Linked DNA regions of Homo sapiens: region 1 is linked to region 2. Evidence: chromatin contacts called from ENCODE Hi-C data. All regions are on one chromosome and are shown on one strand. Each heading gives the region's core, a stretch centred on a gene start or an enhancer-like site at or near the end of the contact. The rest is flanking DNA. Distances are from core to core; before and after follow the strand shown.

Region 1 (6,745 bases), core at 2,956-5,455, 190 kb after region 2:
AGTCAGTGTTAATCCATGTAACAAACCATTCCATTAACAGGTACAGTAGGCTGAATGGTACCTCCCCAAAAGATAGGTCCACATCCAAATTCCCAGAATCTGGGAATGTGACCTTCTCTGGATAAACGGTCTTTGCAGATGTGATTAAGCTAAGGATCTTGAGATTATCCTGGAGTGTGTGGGTAGGCCCTAAATATTAATGACGTGTCTTTATAAGAGACAAAAAAGAAGACAGAAGAGGGGGCAGCAACGTGTACATGGAGCAGAGAGATGGGGCCCCAAGCCAAGGAGTTTGGCAACTGGGAGAGGCAAATAATAAATCTTCCCTTAGAGTCTCCAGAGGGAGTACAGCTTTGCTGACACCTTGATTTTGGACTTCTGGCCTCCAGAACTGGGAAAGAATACATTTCTGTTGTTTTAAGCCACCTGGTCTGTGGTGATTCATTATGGCAGCCTCAGAAATGGTGGGGCAGGTATGGCCAAGCATCAGGGTTTCAGAGTAATCCTCACGCCTGGGTGTCTGAGTGGTGGCAGCAGGAGAACAGAGGTGCCATGCGGGAGGCATGTGAAATCTGGGGGAGGCTCTTGGCTTGGAAAGTGTAGGAGGGAGAGTCACAGTCAGAATCACGAGCCAGTTTTCCAGCCAAGAAGGCTGCCCAGCAGAGCATACGCTTGTTGCCATGCACTGAGCTGCCCGTCATGGTGAGTAATCTTGCCCCATTGGGAGGTTACTCCTCCCGAGGTCCCTTTGGAGGTGGTGAAGCCAACCATCCTCACATGTTCTATTCCTGAAAGAGGCCAGGGCCAGGCCAGCTTCCAGCTCTCAGAAACACCTGCTCGTGGAATCAATGGCCACAAGGCATGGGATAGCTGATAAAGGGGTTTTCCTTCAAAGTTTTTCATTCTCTGCAGTATTTTGGCAGAATTTGCCAGAAAGCAGAAAGCAATGGTCTCTTTATTCTCCATTTCTGGAGCTATCTGCTCCTTTCGCCCCTCTCTGCAAAGACACTTGCCACAAGACAGCTGGACAGCCGGGCCCCTAATGGAGTCCTGCACACACATCACTCACACGAGCCATTACTCCGCAAGCCAGAGCTGACCTTGGGGAGAGAGGGACAATCCCCTCTCTCCCACACGGTCCACCCCCCTGTGCAGGCCAGACAGGTCTCAGGGAGGTAGGTTTCCAGAAAACGCGCTTCCCTGACATTCCTGGGCATTTTCATTGTCAGGGATGGAGAACTCGAGCTACCCAAATTGTATCAAAACATCTGAAGTCAGAGCAGAAATCTTAATGCTCCTTCCTCCAGGGCTGATCATTACAATATTCCTTAATGGGTAGGACATGGTCACTGACGGGTCAGAAGGAATGCTGCCTGGGAACTGTGCCAAGGCCTCCTGCCAAGTGCCAGTTTTGCCCCATCCCCCAACCACACCCCAGTTATGGAGAGGAAACTGATGAGTCACTGGCCGATTTGCTAACTTCAGTGTCCCAATGCCACACGCCTACAAGGTGACAAAGGGGGTTTCCATTTGGCTGTTGAAAGCCTCTTCTCACATTATGCAAGAAGAGGGCTGGGGGCGGGGAGGAGAGAGAGACAGAGAGAGAGAGAAAAAGAGAGAGAAAGATAGAGATTGGGTAAAATGTCTAAAATTCAAATCATAAGTTCAAGGGGGACTTTCTGTAAGTAAAGGAATCTTTGGTGAATAAAGTATCACCTCACTTTAAACAGTGGCTTTGCTCACACTGTAGGCGTTCTCTAGGCTGCCTGAGATAACTGTCCTGGCCCGTTTGCTGCGAAACCTGTGGGGGAAGCGACAGGACTTCCTAGACCGATCACAGTGCAGTGGGCTAAGAGCTTCCATGATCAAAACCATGATCGCGCTGGTAACAGTAATGATCAGTAGACAGGCATTCCAAGCACTTGATGTGGCTCTCCTCATCGAATATTCTTAACAACCCTAAGAATCAGGGCAAATACTGACCCCACTCTGCAAATGGGGAAATGAAGGCACAGCAAAACCAAATAACTTGCAGAGCCAAGATTTCAACCAAGCAGCCCTGCTCCAGGCTTTTCCCTACCACCCACACCCCATGCTTAGGATCACGGGCGCAGCAAGAAGCCGTGTCCAGTCAGACTGGAGATCACAAGAGGCTTTGCGGAGGAGGGTGTGCCCATGGCCAGCAGACTAGCTGTCAGCTAAAAGGAAAAGGTCATCTGCTCCCACCCCGTGTTAATGAGAAAAGCTAAAACTAGCCATTCTCTACCATCTCATCTCCAGTATTCCAATCTGGTGATTATGTTTTCAGCTCTGAACATGATCTTAGGGCTTCTCACCTGCCCAACACCCTCAGAAGGCAGGGCAGGAAATCCATATGTGGGAAATCAAAGAAACTGAAAAGGCAGAAGCAGAAACACAAAGCTGGAAAAGAGTGTGTGTGTGAGTGTGCATGTATGTGCATGTATGTATGTGTGTGTTTCTGTTGGTGTATATGTATAGGTGTGGGGGGTATGTGTGGGAGTGTGTGTGAGAATGTATGTGTGGGTGTGTGTTTATGTGGGGTGTGTGTGAGAGTGTATGTGTGGGTGTGTATTGGTTTGTGTATGTGAGGGGTATGTGTGGGAGTGTGTGTGTATATGTGGTGTGTATGTATGATGTGTGTGTATGCAGGGGTATGTGTGAGAGTATATTTGTGTGTGTGTGGGTATGTGTGGGAGAGTGTGCATGAGTGTGAGTGCGTGTGTATGGATGTGTTTGTGTGGGAGTGTGTGTATGAGTGTGAGTGCATGTGTGGGTGTGTATGTGTGGGAGTGTGTGTGTAAGTGTGAGTGCATGTGTGTATGGATGTGTTTGTGTGAGTGTGTATGAGTGTGAGTGTGTGTGTGTGTGGGTCTGAACATATGCACTTGCACATGTGTATATGCTCCATGAAGGAGGCTATGTTGGGGGTGGGTGGAGGAAATGGAGGCAGTTCATGGACGGTCTGGAATAGAAAAGCGGGGAAGGACCACCCTGCCCTGGGTGCCGTGCAGAGGCAGAGATTGCTGGTGGATTCAGAGTGGTGGGGAAGCCCCTTGGTTTTGAGGACTCGCTCTGCTACAGCCCTGTTAGCATCCTAAGGACTGAGGAAGTTGGGAGACCACAAGGCCTCTGTGGGCTGCTCTCACCAGAGTGCACCTGGCCAGGGTGGACCCCCCTTCCTCCCTCTCCCTGTGAGGCCAGCAGGCCCTGCAGCAGGCGGTGTGGAGTCCAGATTCTTCTGACTCTCTTGGCAAGCTTCCGCCTCTGTCCAGCTGTTGGCTTAGGTGAAGCTTTAGGAAAGCGAGAGGGGAAAAGGGAACTTAGATTTATTAAGGGCCTCCTCTAAACTAACATTTGTTGAGTTGAGCAATTTCTATGTGCTAAGCACAAGTATTTGATATGCATCAACTCAGTTCTCTTGCCACCTTTTGAGGGATTGGCTATTATTCCTGACTGAAGGTGAATCAACTGACAAAACGGAAAAGCCAGGCTCACAGGAGGAGGAAGTGGCAGAGCTGGGATCTGGACACGGGCAGGCTGGCCTCCAAAGCAAGTAAGCTACGAGCTGTCATCATACCCATTTAACAGATGAAAAACTGTGTTCTGGAGAAGCTGAGAACGGTGTCCAGGGTCACACAGCTAATTTGCAGGGCGCAGCTTGACCTTGGGTCAGCCTGGATCCCAAAGCCAGGCTCTCTGACCTCGTTTACTGCGCATGAGTTAGAAACACAGTCCACTGCAGAAAGGGGGAGCACTCTACAAACACAATGTAGGCCTGGAGCAGGGAGATGCCCAATTAACGTTTATGAATGAACAAAACCTCAGCGAATGCACCCAGGTCTGGAGGCCTGCATTCAGAATCCGGCCTCGGGGACAGTGGAAAGACCTAGAAGCATCCCTTTTCAAGGGGGAAAAAAAATCATTTGCACCATTTCTGAGAGCTGCAGGGGGAATGGATTCAAAACAAGCAAAGCTCTCCAAATAGCGATAAATACCTTAAATTACCCAGCAAGTTTAAAAGCCTTCATGCTGCTCTTTTTCCCAGTGCAGAACAGGCTCCTGATTGTGGCTGTTTAGAATGGAACATTCAGGAGGGCGTGGAGCTGGCGGGGCAGGAGAAGGGGAGGGGAGTGTGAGGAGGGGAGGAAAAACGCTCTGGCTGCCCGGGAACATTCACCCAGCTGGCTGGCAGGAGACACAGCGGGCGATTGTGCGAGCCTGTGCTTGCAGAGGGGTGCGTACGTCTAACGCACGCTGCAGTGGGGACTTCCTCAGTGCCTGGGGGCCGTGTTCCTTGCCCACAGAAATGGGGAGAAAGAAATGTCAGGGCTAATGTGGCTTCTCAAGGAGGCCTTCATTTCTGGAACCCAGAGTTGCCTGGGGGCCGTGTTCCTTGCCCACAGAAATGGGGAGAAAGAAATGTCAGGGTTAATGTGGCTTCTCAAGGAGGCCTTCATTTCTGGAACCCAGAGTTGCCTGGGTCTTCTCTGTGTTCTTACAGGAAAACAACTGTATTGGTTCCAAAGAGAACAGTTTGCTGAGGGCTGTGACTATCAGAATCTCATTCCCTCCAAATAGCAAGAGTCTGGGGTTTCTCCCTCTTCCGCCATGACCCATACATCTATGGGGGTTGCTGCCATCGGACAGACTGGTATGAATTAGTGCTATCCACCCGGGGGGATAATAAACGTCGGAACTAGGGGACGATAAATGTTCACAGGCAAGACAGCTGGAAAGACCTGGAATGCCTCTTCCCTTCTGCACAACACAGCTAATCTCCAGCCCCAGATAAGATAAACATGCTTTATGGGGACTGTATTCAGTTGCCCACTTGTGTGGTCAGCTGCAGCTCAGGGAGCTGCACTCACAAGTCCTTCAGCTGACCCAGCTGACGTCCCAACGCAGTGTGTTCTGTGTTGTCATGGTGTCTCGGGAGTGGGTTTAACACCCGTGACCTTAGAGGAGTTACAGAGATGCTCCACATACGGAAACTGGATAATGACATAATCTACTACCCAGGGTTGTTCTGGAGAGTGAGTTAACATGTATCATGTGCTCACCGCTTCCTGGGGGCTTCCTTTGTGGCAGGCACTTTTTAATATAAGACTTGGCATGGATAATCTCATTTAGTCCCTATATGACCCTATGAGGGGTGCTCATAAATACTGTCCTCACTTTCTTATTGTGTAAACTGACTTCCAGGGAAGTTAAGTCGTTAGCTCAAGGTCACACAGCCAGGGTATATGGTGTGGGGGTAAGCCAGGGGTGGTACCGGGATTGGAACCCAAGTATTCTTACTCCAGCTTCTGTGGGTTGGCTCTACTGGCTAGACTCCCTCCTAAAGACAAAACCCCATGAATCCAGTTCCTTTAGAATTAGTGGTTTCAATCCTGACTAGGCACACAAATCATCTCTGAGGATTTTAAAAACCATGAACTCATGGGTGCATACCCCTAGAGATTCTGATTCCGTGGGTCTGGGTGTCTAAGGTGTTTGAAAGCTCGCCAGGTGCTTTGGATGTGCAGCTGCAATAACCAGCATCACCAGAGACCTTAGGTGGTGCTAAGAAGCTGACAGGCAGCATCTCATTCCATCCTCACAACCAGCCTGAGGTAGGTCCATGACTTGCTTGCTTTACCGATGAGGAAACTGAGGCCCAGAGGAATTCATAGCTCCCCTAAGGTCATGAAATGAGCAGAAAGCAGAGTCTGGATGCATGCGGAAGTCCTAGCTCCAACACTGGATGGAAATGCAGATGAAAAAGTTAGGACCACTCGTCTAAAACCATCCTGTGTCCACTTGGCTCCTTCCCAAATGACGGCCAAAATTCTGTCCCTGATTGAGATGCAAGGTAAGGACTGGGATGAAACTCCAAAAGCTGGAGTTTTAAGGAACATATATGTTGTCATCCAATGACATTTATCTGGAGCCGGATCAGTATCTAGCAAAACCAAGGCTAGATTGCACAACCTTGGTGTGTAATCTGGAACACACAGTGAGCTGAGTGAGGCTGGACGACTTTCATTTCTCATTACCAGAAGCGTGGTGGGGGAATAAGGACACCTGTAGGTCTCCGTGGTGCCAAAGTGCTGTCAACTTCTAATGAGACGGCCTGGAAGAATCTTAAAAGTTTGCAGTCAATAGCTCAGGCCAAATGACTGTTAAAAACCAGACTCTGCTGGACCAAATTCACGGAACTGAATAATTCTTGTGGACAGGGTCAGGGTCACTTACCTCTCAAAATAACTTCGTATCATTTAACATAAGTTCTGTCAATGAAAATGAATGACTATGTTCATGAAGAACTATCAGGTCAACTGGAATGTTCTGCTCAACAAGCGTTTTAAAGGTACCTCCTATTTGCCAGGCCCCATGCCATACACTGGCAGGAGTGTGATGCAGACAGAGTCCTGGCCAGCTACCCTGGGCATAGTTTTGGGGGATGGCAAGGGGCAACGACTTATCTGTTCTGGCTCACTCCAGACCCCACCGCACACGGTACTGTAGAACGGTGAAAAAAGGGGTTATCAGACCTTGCCCCGCCTCTCTGATGAGGTACCTGATCCCAGCTCTACTGTTCCACACAGGACTTCCCTAGCTTCTCCTTCTCTCCCTTCCCTTTCCTTCCATCTTTTTTCAATCAGGAAACATTTGTTGGCCATCCACTGTATTTCAGAGTAAATCTGTATTTCAGGCATGTGGAGCCTTGGATACTGAATTTGAA
Region 2 (7,444 bases), core at 4,338-6,837:
TTCAGAAAACTCTTATCAGTATCCTCAGATAAATAAGAGAAACTATTGCATAATAGCTATTGCATAATATTCATAATATAGGAACAGAATGCAAAAGAAGATTTGAAAAACACAAAGAGCTCTTGGGAATTAAAAAAATACATAAATGGCAGAAATAAATTATGTAGAAGAGTTGGAATATAAAGTAGAGGAACCCTCCTGAAAAGCAAACCATGAAGCAAAGAGATAGACAATAGGAGGTGAATGATAAGGAGAGAAAATTCTCAAATAAATAATACAAGAAAATTCCCAGAACTGAAAAACATGAGCTACCTGATGGAAAGCGCCTGCTAAGTACCCAGTGCAATAAATTAAAGTAGGTGGGACCCAAGTGAAAGCATATTATCATGAATCCCAAATGTTTCCAGAGAAAAAATAAGTTACATATAAAGCACTGGGAACCAGAATGATGTCCAGTAGCAACACTAAAATGATTCCTTTGAAATTCTGAGAGAAAATTATTTTGAACATAAAATACAGTCACAATATCAACCACGTGTAAGAGAAGACTAAAGAAATTTTCAGACAGGCAGGATCTCATGGAATTTACTGCCCCTCTACCCCTTTGTATAAAGCTGAAAGGAGGTGTGGTCTATCAAAATTAGGAAACAAATTAAGAAAGATGATACAGGAAAGAAGAAATCTATTCTGTGACAGCATGTGGTTCATTTTTCTGTAATGTAGATTGCTTTTTTCCTGGAGGATTCAGGCAACAGAATCCCATGAAATACTGGGCTTTTGTTATAGTACATAGACCAGGATCCAAGGGGGTATTGGAGGGAAGGTACAGGATGACAGCTGTACATCAGGCCTAGACAGGCAACCATCCAGATTGGCAGGAGGACAGGGGACTTAAGGAGGGAGGTCTCTAAGAAAAAAAAAAAAAAAGTGGAATTGATGAGTTTGACTGTATTGAAAGGTACTTCATAAACTTAGTTACACATGTGAGGTTGAATTAGTAATAGGTACCTAAAAAGTTAAGAAAAATATGAGGCAAAGCAAAAAGCGTACGTGAGGATATCTAATAATACACTCTGTGGCTCAGCTATGAGTAATGAAATTTCTGTTGTTATAATAAAGTCAACCCTAAGTATTTCACCAGAAATTATAACCAGATTAGCAGGATGGGAGGAGGAAGGGATTTGGGAAGGGATCAAAGTGGGAGGGAAGTGTAAGAGAGGTCAAATCCTCATCTGCCATAGTAGGAAGTCATTTGCTAAATGTCTAAAATTTAATATGAAGAAATAGCAGTATAAGCATGTTATTTAGAAAAACTAAATGCCATAAGAAACTACTAAAGAAGATAAAAAGAATTTCTAGTACAGAGAAGGACCTGGAGGTGGGGCTAGGGACCATTATTTTATTATGAACTTTATGGTACTTTTATATACCTCTTTTTTTTCTTTTTAGAGATTGTGTCTCGCCGTGTTTCCCCAGCTGAAGCACAGTGGCTTGATTGTAGTTCACTGCAGCCTCAAACTCCTAGGCTCAAACAACCCTCCTGCCTCAGTTTCTTGAACAGCCGGGACTACAGGCATGCACCCACCCAGATAATATTTTTACTCTTTTGTAGAGACAGGGTCTCACTATGTTGACCTGGCTGGTCTTAAACTGCTAGTCTCAAGCAGTCCTCTCACTTCGGCCTCCCGGAGTGCTGGGATTATAGGCATGAGCCACCATGCTGGCTGTACTTTTACTTTTTTAATGACACACATCTATATGATAAAAATAAAATTTAATAAAAGCAAATAAAACTACTTTTATCATTTAATTTTTATTTTTAAAAATGTATATAGTAAAAAAGCTGGGTTGCGGAGATGTTGGTCAGTGGATTAAAAATTTTGGTTAGACTACAGGAACATATTCAAGAGATTTATTGTACAACATGGTGGTGATAGTTTATAACAGTGTATTGTATTCATCAAAATTGCCAAGAGATTTTAGGTGTTCTCACCACAAAAGATAAGTATGTGAAGTAATGCATAAGTTAATTAGCTCAATTTAGTCATTCTACAATATATACATATTTCAAAACATGTTGTATAGGTGTTCTCACCACAAAAGATAAGTATGTGAAGTAATGCATAAGTTAATTAGCTCAATTTAGTCATTCTACAATATATACATATTTCAAAACATGTTGTATAGGATAAATATGTGCAATTTTTATTGTCAATTTAAATAAGTAACAAAATAAGTTAAAAAAAGTCTAGAAGCCTATATAACAGCATACTAACAGTGTAACTCAATGGTGTAACTAGGGTTGGTTTTTACTTTCTTCATTTTGTCTTTTCTAATTTTTTCTATAGTAACTTTTATCACTGGGCTTAACAGGAATCTAAAAAATGTATTTTTAGCAATTGTTATGTTATATCCACAACATGATCTATATATTTTGTCAGGGAGGTTTATTTTTTGACTCAGAACTAGTTTGTTCTTGAAGTATGTACTTTATTCTTTTAATTAGGGCTTAAAATGTTAAAATATTTCTAAAGAGGACTATTTTGGGACTCTACAGTGTACCTCTTTAATGAGAACGCCCACAGTTTAGGCCTATTAAGGCATAATTCCTTTATTTTACTAAAGAATTAAAATAATAAAGATTTGATAATTTTCTAATGTTAACTATCAGGTAAGAACATTTGATCTGATATTTTGACAATCCCATTCTGTGACAGCATGTAGTTCATTTTGTTGTAATGTGGATGGCATTTTCCTGGAAGATTTGGGCACAGGATCCCATGGAATATTAGGACTGGCAATGTTTTATACTACACAGACCCAGAAACTGATGTTAACCAGTTGATAATGGCCTTGGAAACTTAGAAAAATCTCCAAGTTCCACTGACACATTGAGAGTGTATGGCTTGCTACCATATAACGATATGTTAGTTTTCCAGATTTCTGTTCTCAAGATCAGCTCTTTCTGTGGCTATAACTCATTATTTTAATTTGCCAGTAATAAGACACATCCTAACAATATCTAGTTTTAATACAATAAAAATAACCTCTTTTATGCTTTATTTCAAATATGAAACCATACTCTTTTTTAAATTATTTTTTAAATTATAAGAGTGATCAATGGCATGGTTTTAAAAAATTAATAAGCACAGAAGGATATAAAATGACCGTCAGTCCCCTGTCACCCTCACCCCCAGAAATAGACATGGTTAATAATTTCTCGTATACTGTTCAAGACATTTTAATGCATTTAAAGCGTATGCTTTTTCTTTTCACAAGTAGCATATCTTAGACATCAGAATTCTGAAATTTGGGGCTAGAGCTTATGCCGTGTTTTATTTTCAACATTTTACTGTTGACATTGATTTTTACTTTGAATATTTTTATTTTTGCTCTATTTTTAAAATGTGTGAATATTTTATTTTAAAAAGGAGGGGTGTCTGTATGTACAGAATAACTTCAAGTATGTTCTCTTCCCTCTTCTCTAAATTATATAATTTTATCTCTTTCAGCATTGGGGGCCTTATTCTGGACACAACTGTATCAGACCCAAACTTGGTTGGGATTGTTGTTTACACGCCAGTTATTAATGGTAAGAATTAGATATACTGTTTCATGATAATATCAAATCTTCGTATCCTCTTAGTCTTAGGTACTATTAGAAGTCTTAGGGCTCAGATTCAAGAGGTCTGTCCTCCCATCCCAACCATTCTGCCTCCAACCCCAAGTTGTTGCTCACAGTGAAAATTACATTCCCAGGTCTCAACAGGCAGAATACATTTCTGAAAAGTAATCTTTCTTAATCTTATCATGAACTACTAGTTTGAGAGTCAGGTATACCTGACTTAAGATTAATGTGGCAAAATATATTTCAGATTTTGTTTATTATTTACATTGGGATTATCAGCTATTGTATATTGTTTTGTTGTTTCTTTTGTCAATTTTTGTGGATAAATTAGAGACAGCTGGGTTTCAACATTGCTTATCCATTCAGTTCATTAAAATCTGGGGTGGGCACAGTGGCTCATGACTGCAATCCCAGTGCTTTGGGAGGCCTAGGTAGGAGGGTCGCTTGAGGTTAGGGGTTTGAGGCCAGGGCAACATAGTGAGACCCCCATCTCTATAAAAAATTCAAAAATTAGCCAGATGTGGTGGCACACACCTGTAGTCCCAGGTATGTCCTCAGGAGGCTGAGGCAGGAGGATTGCCTGAGCCCAGGAGTTAGAGGCTACAATAAGCCACTGCATGCTAGCCTGGGAAACAGAGTGAGACCCTGTCTTAAAAAAAAATAAAAGAAAAAAATCTATTGGTCCTCAGCTGATCCCTTTAAAAATCTGTCGTATATTTTTTTGTTATCTATGAAATGGGAATTATAATACTTAAATTCACAGACATTTATATATGAATTACATTTAATAAGATCATTTTAATCCAGTCTACCGGCTTCTGGGGTGACTGTCATTAAAGTGGATTTTTTTTTTTTTTTTTAGTTTAAGTTCTGGGATACATGTGCAGAACGTGCAGGTTTGTTACATAGGTATACATTTGCCATGGTGGTTTGCTGCACCTATCAACCCATCATCTAGTTTTTAAGCCCCGCATGCATGAGTTATTTGTCCTAATGCTCTCCCTCCCCTTGCCCCCCACCTGACAGGCCCTGGTGTGTGATGTTCTCCCTGTGTCCATGTGTTCTCATTGTTGAACACTAAAGTAGATTTTAAGTACAGCCTAGATCAATATAATTTAAAAAGTAATTCTACTTGGGGAAAAACATGTCCCAGGATATACTACATATTTAATGTAATTTACTTTGCATATCTATGTAAAAAGAAAATATGTCAGTTGGGCACGGTGGCTCATCCCTGTAATCCCAGTACTTTGCGAGGCCAAGGCAAGTGGATCGTTCAAGCTCATGAGTTTGAGACCAGCCTGGGCAATATGACCAAACCCTGCCTGCACAAAAAATATAAAAATTATATTTTTACAGGCATGGTGGTACACGCCTGTAGTCCCAGCTACTTGGGAGGCTGAAGCAAGAGGACCTTCTGAGCCTGGGAGGGAGGCAGAGGTTGCAGTGAGCCAAGATCACGCTACTGCACTCCAGCCTGGGCAACAGAGCAAGACCTTGTCTCAAAAAAAATGTATATATGTATATATGTAAAAAATATATATGACATATAAAGGCAAGTTCTTCAAAATCTAATTTCATGTCTAAAATTTCTACTGAATATTTTAATTTTTATATCACTTTAGAATATCAATGAACAAATTTTCCCTATAGGTCTCTCTCTTCATGCCACCATTCTCCCCGTCACCCACACATAAAATTGTGGGACCATCTATTTCAACCTGGTCCTTCATCCTCTTTGACTGAAAAATGACCAAGCCATTGTCTGCTTGCCCTTTAACACAGTTCACTTGCTCAATCATTTATTTATATAACAAGCATGTCTTACTCTTGTAGCCTAATGTCTCAATATAGCCATCATTCAAGTAATAAAGTAGGCTTCCTGACTCACTCTCTATTTGAGGCAAATTAAGTGTCACTAATAGCCTAGTCATTCTTAAACATTGTTTTTATTACATGGGTCCTAAGATGATGAATTTAACAGTGGTTTTTTTCCCTGCCTATCAGATCAAATTTGAATTCTTCTGCCTAGCTTTCAAGGCCCTCTGTACATGGTTGGACTCATTGTTTCCCAAAGACATGCGCAATTTTTTCATTATCATTCTAACTAGGTTTTTATATTGTCCCTACAAAGATTCATCTAATTTTCACTGCCTGGAATAACTACTGCTTTCCTCCCTCCTCTTCAGATCCTCTTCTGTGAATATTAATGGATGAGTTCATTAGCATAAACATTACTCATAATGACTGTTAGAGCTATATTAAACAACATTTCAGTAAGAAATTTAACTTAAATTACAATAACCCTTTTATTATAAGGCTTTAATGCATATTTCAGTTGTTTTACCTTAAGTAAGAAACAATTCTAGAGCTTCACTGAAATGCTCTCCTTGGATGTCTGTGCTGTGGCATTGTGTGATATTCATAGTAATATATTTTTAGTATCTCAGTAAGTAAACCTCTTAGTTGGCTATCAGCACTTTGGGAGGCCAAGGCAGGTGGATCGCTTGAGCTCATAAGTTTGAGACCAGCCTGGGCAACACGACCAAACCCTGTCTGCACAAAAATTATAAAAATTAGCCGGGCATGGTGGTACACTATGAGCTTATAAATTCCACTCTTTAAAAAACATTAATAGAGATGGTTTACTCTATGCTCCTCAAATAAGATGGAACTTTTGAGAATTGAATTTCATTTAAAATGTGTTGGGGAATGTACTATTTAAAGGACTCTTGTTTATCTTCATCATTATCATCATTATCTGCTATTTAGTGAGTACCTACCACTATGTACCAGGTAACTTACAGGTTTTTTTTATACATGTTGTGTCGTATAATCCTCACAATAAGATCAGTAGATTGTCTAAGGTCTCTTATCTTGTAAGTGGTGAGTCACGATTGAAAACCAGATCGGGTCTATTCTAAAGCCTGTGATTTTTTTTTTCTCAAAATATGCAGCTACTAATTTATGTTTTATTAGCTACAAGAATGCATACATTGTTTAAGGCATATCTGTGTTCATATTGTGACTAGGATATTTTTTAATATTTATTAATGTCTTTCAGAACTAGTGGCATTTTCCAAAATATATTTCATGGTAACACTAGTTCTGTGAGATGTTAATAAGTATAACTTGAAAAGTGAGTTCTGTGGTCAATCAAATTTGTTAAACATTAAGTTAAACAAACTTGCTTACTACGAGATTTCTTTATTGTTGTTGGTGTTAATTCTTCTTTATTTTTTTATTTTCTTTTTATTATACTTTAAGTTCTAGGGTACATGTGCACAACGTGCAGGTTTGTTACATATGTATACATGCGCCATATTGGTGTGCTGCACCCATTAACTCGTCATTTACATTAGGTATATTTTCTAATGCTATCCCTCCCCCCTCCCCCCACCCCACAACAGGCCTCGGTGTGTGATGTTCCCCTTCCTGTGTCCAAGTGTTCTCATTGTTCAATTCCTATGAGTGAGAACATGCGGTGTTTGGTTTTCTGTCCTTGCGATAGTTTGCTGAGAATGATGGTTTCCAGCTTCATCCATGTCCCTACAAAGGACATGAACTCATCCTTTTTTATGGCTGCATAGTATTCCATGGTGTATATGTGCCACATTTTCTTAATTCAGTCTATCATTGATGGACAAATTTGGGTTGGTTCCAAGTCTTTGCTATTGTGAATAGTGCCTCAATAAACATACATGTGCATGTGTCTTTATAGCAGCATGATTTATAATCCTTTGGGTGTATACCCAGTAATGGGATGGCTGGGTCAAATGGTATTTCTAGTTCTAGATCCTTGAGGAATTGCCACAC

What was found. A loop is a pair of places that touch in the nucleus more often than their neighbours do. Pooled maps may share reads with other maps.
Region 1: a map of heart left ventricle shows a loop between it and region 2 (4-fold over the local background). The contact joins two enhancer-like sites. A Hi-C loop is called at or near these places in 6 of 168 maps with a recorded cell type or tissue (ascending aorta, heart left ventricle, heart right ventricle and 1 more) and 10 of 50 pooled maps.

The regions. Positions count from the first base shown.
Region 1 is chr12:104,666,616-104,673,360 of GRCh38, reverse strand. The region is part of intron 2 of CHST11 (carbohydrate sulfotransferase 11); the gene reads right to left. Among named protein-coding and RNA genes, the nearest start is that of MIR3922, 78 kb to the right of the region's middle. RefSeq lists an enhancer at 1,346-1,950. Within about 2 kb of position 4,205, at least 25 of the 41 ENCODE cell types and tissues checked have a DNase peak (open chromatin) inside an H3K27ac peak, as active enhancers do.
Region 2 is chr12:104,857,439-104,864,882 of GRCh38, reverse strand. SLC41A2 (solute carrier family 41 member 2) reads left to right here. Exons shown (of 11, transcript NM_001352171.3): 8 at 3,513-3,592. Among named protein-coding and RNA genes, the nearest start is that of SLC41A2, 97 kb to the left of the region's middle. Within about 2 kb of position 5,587, at least 2 of the 41 ENCODE cell types and tissues checked have a DNase peak (open chromatin) inside an H3K27ac peak, as active enhancers do.